2 separate regions of the Mus musculus genome follow, and region 2 is linked to region 1. The links are chromatin loops, found by intact Hi-C in ENCODE. Cell type or tissue: heart. All regions are shown on one strand. Links, peaks and the distances in the headings refer to the core of each region. The heading gives the core; the rest is flanking DNA. Region 1 overlaps Cemip2 (cell migration inducing hyaluronidase 2). Region 2 holds the start of Cemip2 (cell migration inducing hyaluronidase 2).

Region 1 (2,904 bases), core at 140-2,639:
AGAGAATATCTTGCAGGACTGTTTTTCTCTGTCTACCATGTGGGTTCTGGGAATTGACGTCAGGCTATCGGGCGTGGCACGGCAGGCAGCTTCGCCCACTGCACCGTTCGGGTGGTGCTTGGTGCTTTTTCATGAATAGTTCTGATGAGCCGCCCGTTAAATTTATGTGTGCAGACCCCGTGGATAAGAGGAGCAACTGTAGGTCTGTCTCATGGTTCAGATAGTTTTAGAGAATTCCTTTCTGAGGTTTCTGAGCTCTTTAAAGATTCTTCTCAATGTTTAAAAACCTATCTACTCACTTTTCTTCAAATAACCTAGGATGTAAATCTTACCGTAAATATTAGAAAACACAATTTTGCAAGGCACCCTGTACACCGAAGATTTAAAAACCTCTACCCAAGGAGAGGCTTTTTAGAGTAAGCTCTTCTCCCTCTGGCTGCTGGCTATATTGCTCTTTTTTTTTTAAAGATGTATCTATTTATTGTATGTCTATGAGTACACTGTTACAGTCTTCAGACATACTAGAAGAGGGCATCAGACCCCATTACAGATGGTTGTGAGCCACCATGTGGTTGCTGGGAATTGAACTCAGGATCCCTGGAAGAACAGTCAGTGCTCTTAACTGGTGAGCCATCTCTCCAGCCCCGGCTATATGGCTCTTTAGTCTTCATTCTGAAGCTTGTGTGTTGGACCCTAGGATTGCTGTGTATGTATACTGCATTGTAACAGTGTTGAGAAGTTATAGGGCAGGAACCAGGGGTACAGGAACATGTTTATAATGTTTATAATCTCAGCAGAGACAGAGGGTCACTGTAAGGTCTACCTAGCAAGTTCCAGCCAGACAGGCTTTCAAAATGAGGCCCTTTCTCAAAAGCAAAGAAACAGAAGTTATGTTATAGCATGGGTGTATATGTGAGTGTTAAGGACTTTTCCAGATAAGCTGGATAATTCCATCCTATGAAGAAGTTGAGATCTGCAGGGCTGCTGTGGCTAGTCCTCTGTAGTTATTCTGAGTCTAGTCACCACTGCTTTAGGAAGACTGCAACCAAGAGCCCACAGCCTCACCCCAGTCTTCAGCACGTGTCAAATCCCACATGAAGGATTTGCATTGCTAAAGGAATCACAGCCAGAGTTCAAAAGAGGGATTCTTTTTCTGAATGGAAATCAACACTATAAGATGCCCCTAACTAAAGTAAATTATGAAGGTCGCACATTTTTCTATAACAGGGAGTAAACAGTGTGCTTTCCTGTTGTACTTGGCAGCTGGTACTGCAGTCCACTTCCAAGAGTGCTGTTTTTTTTTTTTTTTTTAAAGAAATTATACCAATACAATAAGCTTGTTGGTCAGATACTAAAATAAACCTTGGAGCCATAGAGTCTCTACCAGCAAAGAAAGCAGGAATCCACAAACAGCTCTTAAGTATTGTGTTGATTTATTGTACAGTGAAGATGACAATTTTTTTTTTAAATTTTACTATTTTTCATATGTACGTGTGTGCCTGGTGCCTTCAGAGACCAGAAGAGGGCATCAGATACATTAGAGCTGGAGTTGCAAGTGGTTGTGAGCTGCCAAGTAGGTGCTGGATATCAAACCCTGGTCCTCTGGTCCAGGGACAGCAACTGCTCTCAACTGCTGAGCCTTCTCAGTAGCCCTAAAGATGGCAATTAAAACAAAGAAACAAATAAAAACAAGTTTTAAACCATCGAGAGCATCGTAATTTGTTGTTATTTATTTGTTACTGTTATGGTAGCTCTGGGAAGTCTAGGGCCCCTCTCTATGCTAGACCAACACTGTACTGGTCGGCACCCCCGCTTTTATCTTTCCATTTTGAGTTCCTGTTCACCTATTCATCATAGAGGTGTTGACACAGATAGCAGTAGAGCACCCAAGAGAAACTGAGACCACTCTCCACTGAGTACACTAACCCTGGAAGGCTGGCTTCCAGCCTGCCCTCATGCCTACGTGACTCTTGTGGGTTTCCCTGTGTTATCACCCTTCCAAGAACATGAGAAGTAGTTCCCTTTGCAGCAGGGAATTGGGACTTGTGTCGGGCTGAAAGGCATCTCTCTGTTTTCCTTTCCAAATTTGCCTTTATCTGGTATGCCATGCTGTGTGACCCGCCTCCGTGCTGATTGTCTAACTTGGACCCCACAGGTCAATCGTTCTGTTGAGCACAAGAGGAGAAATTAAGCAGCTGAATATCTCGGATTCATTAGCAGTTCTGGGACTGGCCAAGCCAGCACATCTGTACAGCAAAGGTTTGTATTGGCAGTATCCTGGGATGACCCTATGATGCTGCAGTGAATGTATCTTTTTGGTGGTGTTTGTGTGCTAGACTATTCTCATGAGCTCTGCCCGCAGTGAGCATTGTAAAAATTGTTTCTTGATAAAGGACTGTGTCAAAGAAAGTGTGTTGGGATATGGCTTGTCATTTGGGAGGCAGGAGTTCATTGTTGATGTAAGGAAGTGCAGGTGTGCAGGTGTTTTTTTTTTTTTAAATCTATATCTGTATTTATAATTATATATATATATACACACATATAAATATAAAAAATCCTGTCTTTGTTTTGTTCAACTCTGACTCATTTCCCTCGTTATCTTGTAGGAAATAGCTATACACTTTAACTTTTCTCTCCCTCTCTTTTTATAGGTAGTGTCGTATTTTTGGGATTCAGCGGAAACTTCGCACCGTCATGGACGAAGCTGTTCACCAGTCCCGATGAGCAGGGCCTCGGAGTGCTTGAGCAGTTTCTCCCGTTGCAGATGGAGGAATATGGGTGCTCCCGGACCGGCAGTGTCCACAGAAGAGACCTTGACCTGTTACAGCAGGCTTTGAAAGTGCTTTAGAGACTTGGTTGTAATTTAAGTGCTGGGAAAGAAAAAAAAAATGTGAACTAACTTAT
Region 2 (2,904 bases), core at 282-2,781, 77 kb before region 1:
GTACCTACCATTGAGGTCGGAAGAGGGCATTGGATCCCCTGGAGCTGGAATTAGAGACAGTCATGAGCTGCCCTGTAGGTTTCTGGGAATCAAATCTGGATCCTCTGGAAGAGGAGCCCAAGCCATATCTCCAGCCCCCATCCTCCCTTCTTGAGTTCTAAACATGTCCCATTGAGGCCACCTTAAGAGTCCTTCCTCCTTTGCAGTTTGTCATAGAGAATCATCTGCTCTATTATGTTAAGTCCTCCCCTTTTCTCTTCTAAAGAGGGACTGGGGCTGGAGATGGCAGATGGGTAAGGATTTTGTGACGGCTCAGATGTCTCTGGAGCTTCTCCTTCTGCATCTTTCCAAGGTTTTAGTTAACTGTGGGTTCGGTCCAGAAGCATTGCCAAAATTTACATTTGCAGACTCCTCTGACTCAGTCCATAGAGCTTTGTTGAGGCATTTCCAAGTTTTTTAGGATCTCAGGGGATTCTTATTAGCCCCAGTCTGGAAACATTGGTTCAGTTCTACCAAGTCCTAAACCAAACCTTGGAAATAGGGTATTCCTTTTTCTGTCTGCTGGTGTATCATAGCTACACGGTTGAATTTTTACTGGAAGGGGGAGAAAACAAACAAATAAACAAACAGACAGACAAACAACAGTGAGCCTGAAAAATGAACAATCCTGCCTGTACAGTATTCAATGAAACAGTTCCCCAGAGGCGACACGTCCAACTCCGAATTAAATAGAGGATGATGACTGTCCGGATTTGGCAATCTGGCAGCTGTCATTAGCTCCTGACCTCGTGGTCTGACGGACCAAGCCAGGTCGCGCCCTTTGCTGCAGGAAAGGCTTTTCCTCTGCCAGAGCAACTTCCTCCAGGGGACCGGGTGGTGGCAGGGCTACTCATGCCACCCGGCCAGTATATTCTGCAGTAGGGTGGGCTGAGGATTGGTTTTCAGTGTTGCATCTCCGCCTCCTGCAAGCTTCAGCCACTCTAGAGTAGCGTGGCCAGAAGGCGTGACCAGGCCTAGGTATATTTATTCTGGCCTTAGTGTGAGATGCTGGGGCTGCTCCAAGCTCCTAACCAGAACTGGACAACGGTCTGAAGTCAAGAACACACTGACTCTGCTGAGAGGGCTACGAATCCAGCTTCCTTGTTGGCCAGGTGGGGGCAGTCGAGGCGCCAGGACCCGAGGCTCAGAAAGTTTTGAGTGAGGTGGGGGGCTTGCGGGATATTATTGGGGGAATATACTGCTATGCCGAGTCAGCTTCATTCCGGAGCGATAAAAGATGTCGAACTCAGCTATTGGATGATAAAGGAAGAGAAAAGAGTTCAACCCTGTGTGTGTGTGTCTCAGGGGTGGTGGTGGTGGTGGTGGTGGTGGTGGTGTGTGTGTGTGTGTGGGTGGTGGTGGTGGTGGTGGTGGTGGTGGTGGTGGTGTGTGTGTGTGTGTGTGGGGTGGTGGTGGTGGTGGTAATAGGGGTTCAGCAGCCTGGCTAGACCCGAGAAGATGCAGGTTCAGTTTCGAGTGATGAGGGGTGCAGGCTCAGGTCGACTTTGTCAAGAGGTGACAAAAAAAGCAGTATCAGACTCAGCTGGGATGATGAGGTACACAGACTCAGGTTCAGGCCCGCTGCTTTTCCTGAACTCCCAGGTAGTCATCTGTAGCCGAAGGTCAAGGAGCCGCTGGGAAACCCTGGCCGCCGACGGTGTTGGCGGGCGTCCTTCCTGCTGAAGGCAGCTGGAGGCGCTGAGCCTTCGTCTGCAGCTTGTGGTGGGCGGAGCCTCCGCAGGTCTCGTCCCTCTGACAACAGGCCCCGCCCACCCCGCCTTTGACCCGCCTCCCTAGCTCGGGGCCGCCTGCCCAATCCGCAGCACTCTCGGCCCAGCCGAGCCGGCGCTTGTGTGGCCGGAGGCTGATTAGAGGGACCCTAGCGAGCCGCGGCGCCCGCCGAACCGGGGACCTGCGCGGCTCGGGAACGCGCCCTGCCTGCCGCTATTGTCTCGGAGCCGCACAGGCTCGCGCCGCCCGGACGGCGATTCCCCTCCTCTTCCTCCGGGAGGGAAGGATCCAAGAGCGCCAAGCCGGGCTGGCTGGAGGAGGTGGCCGCGAAGGCGGAGGGAGGAGCGTTACTCCCCGGCCCCGACTGCTTCTCCTCCGGCGTAGGTTGCCGCTGAATTCAGAGCGGCAGCGGGACGCGGGTTCCTGGCCATGGAGAGGAGATCTGCACGCGGGGACTCCAGGAGCTCTGCTCCCGCTCCTGCTCCTCTGGCCATCGCGTAGACACCTGAGTAGACCGACGCCAGGAGGGGGAGGGGAAGGTAAGGCTCCTCTAGTCCCGGGTGCCCAGCCCCGCCTCCTTGGCGGTCCCAAGGGCCCGGAGGGCGCAGACCCGACTTGCGCACCTTGGCGTCCTGGAGGCCTGGCTGTCCCTGTGCTGGCGTTTTTTTGCCGAGAAGCACAACATCCTGTGGGTTCCAGCGTCCGCCTTTGCCGGCGCCTTCCCGCCGGAGTTCTCCCATACATAGCGCCCCGAGACTCAACCTTCTTCCATGAAAAGGGGTCCTTAGGAATAGAGGTTTGATCCCCTTTTCATCCACTTTGTGTTCCCGGGGAGGTTAACAATGGGTCTTTTAAAGTCGGTGTGAACAGCCCTAAAGTTTCTGGAAAGGCTGCGTGGGGGACGCGGACCGCAGTGAAAGATTGATGGAATGTGCATTGTGGAGCCTTGGCGTCTACAAGAGCACGCTTGTGTAAAGTTTGGGGGGGAGTGTGGATCTTTGTCTCCTACTGTTCCCCTGAGTTGGTGTGACCCTGCTCCGTGTGGTAAGGCGCAGTTTCAGAATCTGGGCATCTTTAAAGCTGGGGACCAGTTTTTAGCACAGGACCTCACTCACCACAGTTCCTTGGCAGAGT

What was found. Peaks named below come from ENCODE experiments on the same cell type or tissue, not always from the same donor. Only the 100,000 strongest peaks of a DNase experiment are listed, where the experiment ranks them.
Region 2: it touches region 1 in a loop (4-fold over the local background); 3 of 42 quality-filtered maps call a loop at or near these places.

What each region holds. Positions count from the first base shown.
Region 1 is chr19:21,853,504-21,856,407 of GRCm38, forward strand. Cemip2 (cell migration inducing hyaluronidase 2) reads left to right here. Exons shown (of 24, transcript NM_001033759.2): 23 at 2,156-2,259; 24 at 2,652-2,904. The coding sequence ends at 2,848. Among named protein-coding and RNA genes, the nearest start is that of Cemip2, 77 kb to the left of the region's middle. In heart, for the core only: a CTCF peak has its summit at 1,511 (motif pointing right); no DNase peak of the experiment used is centred there.
Region 2 is chr19:21,776,478-21,779,381 of GRCm38, forward strand. It overlaps Cemip2 (cell migration inducing hyaluronidase 2), which reads left to right and starts at 1,863. Exons shown (of 24, transcript NM_001033759.2): 1 at 1,863-2,309. In heart, for the core only: CTCF peaks have their summits at 1,120 (motif pointing right) and 1,733; DNase peaks (open chromatin) are centred at 1,034 and 1,824; H3K4me3 peaks cover 2,102 bases; H3K27ac peaks cover 1,985 bases.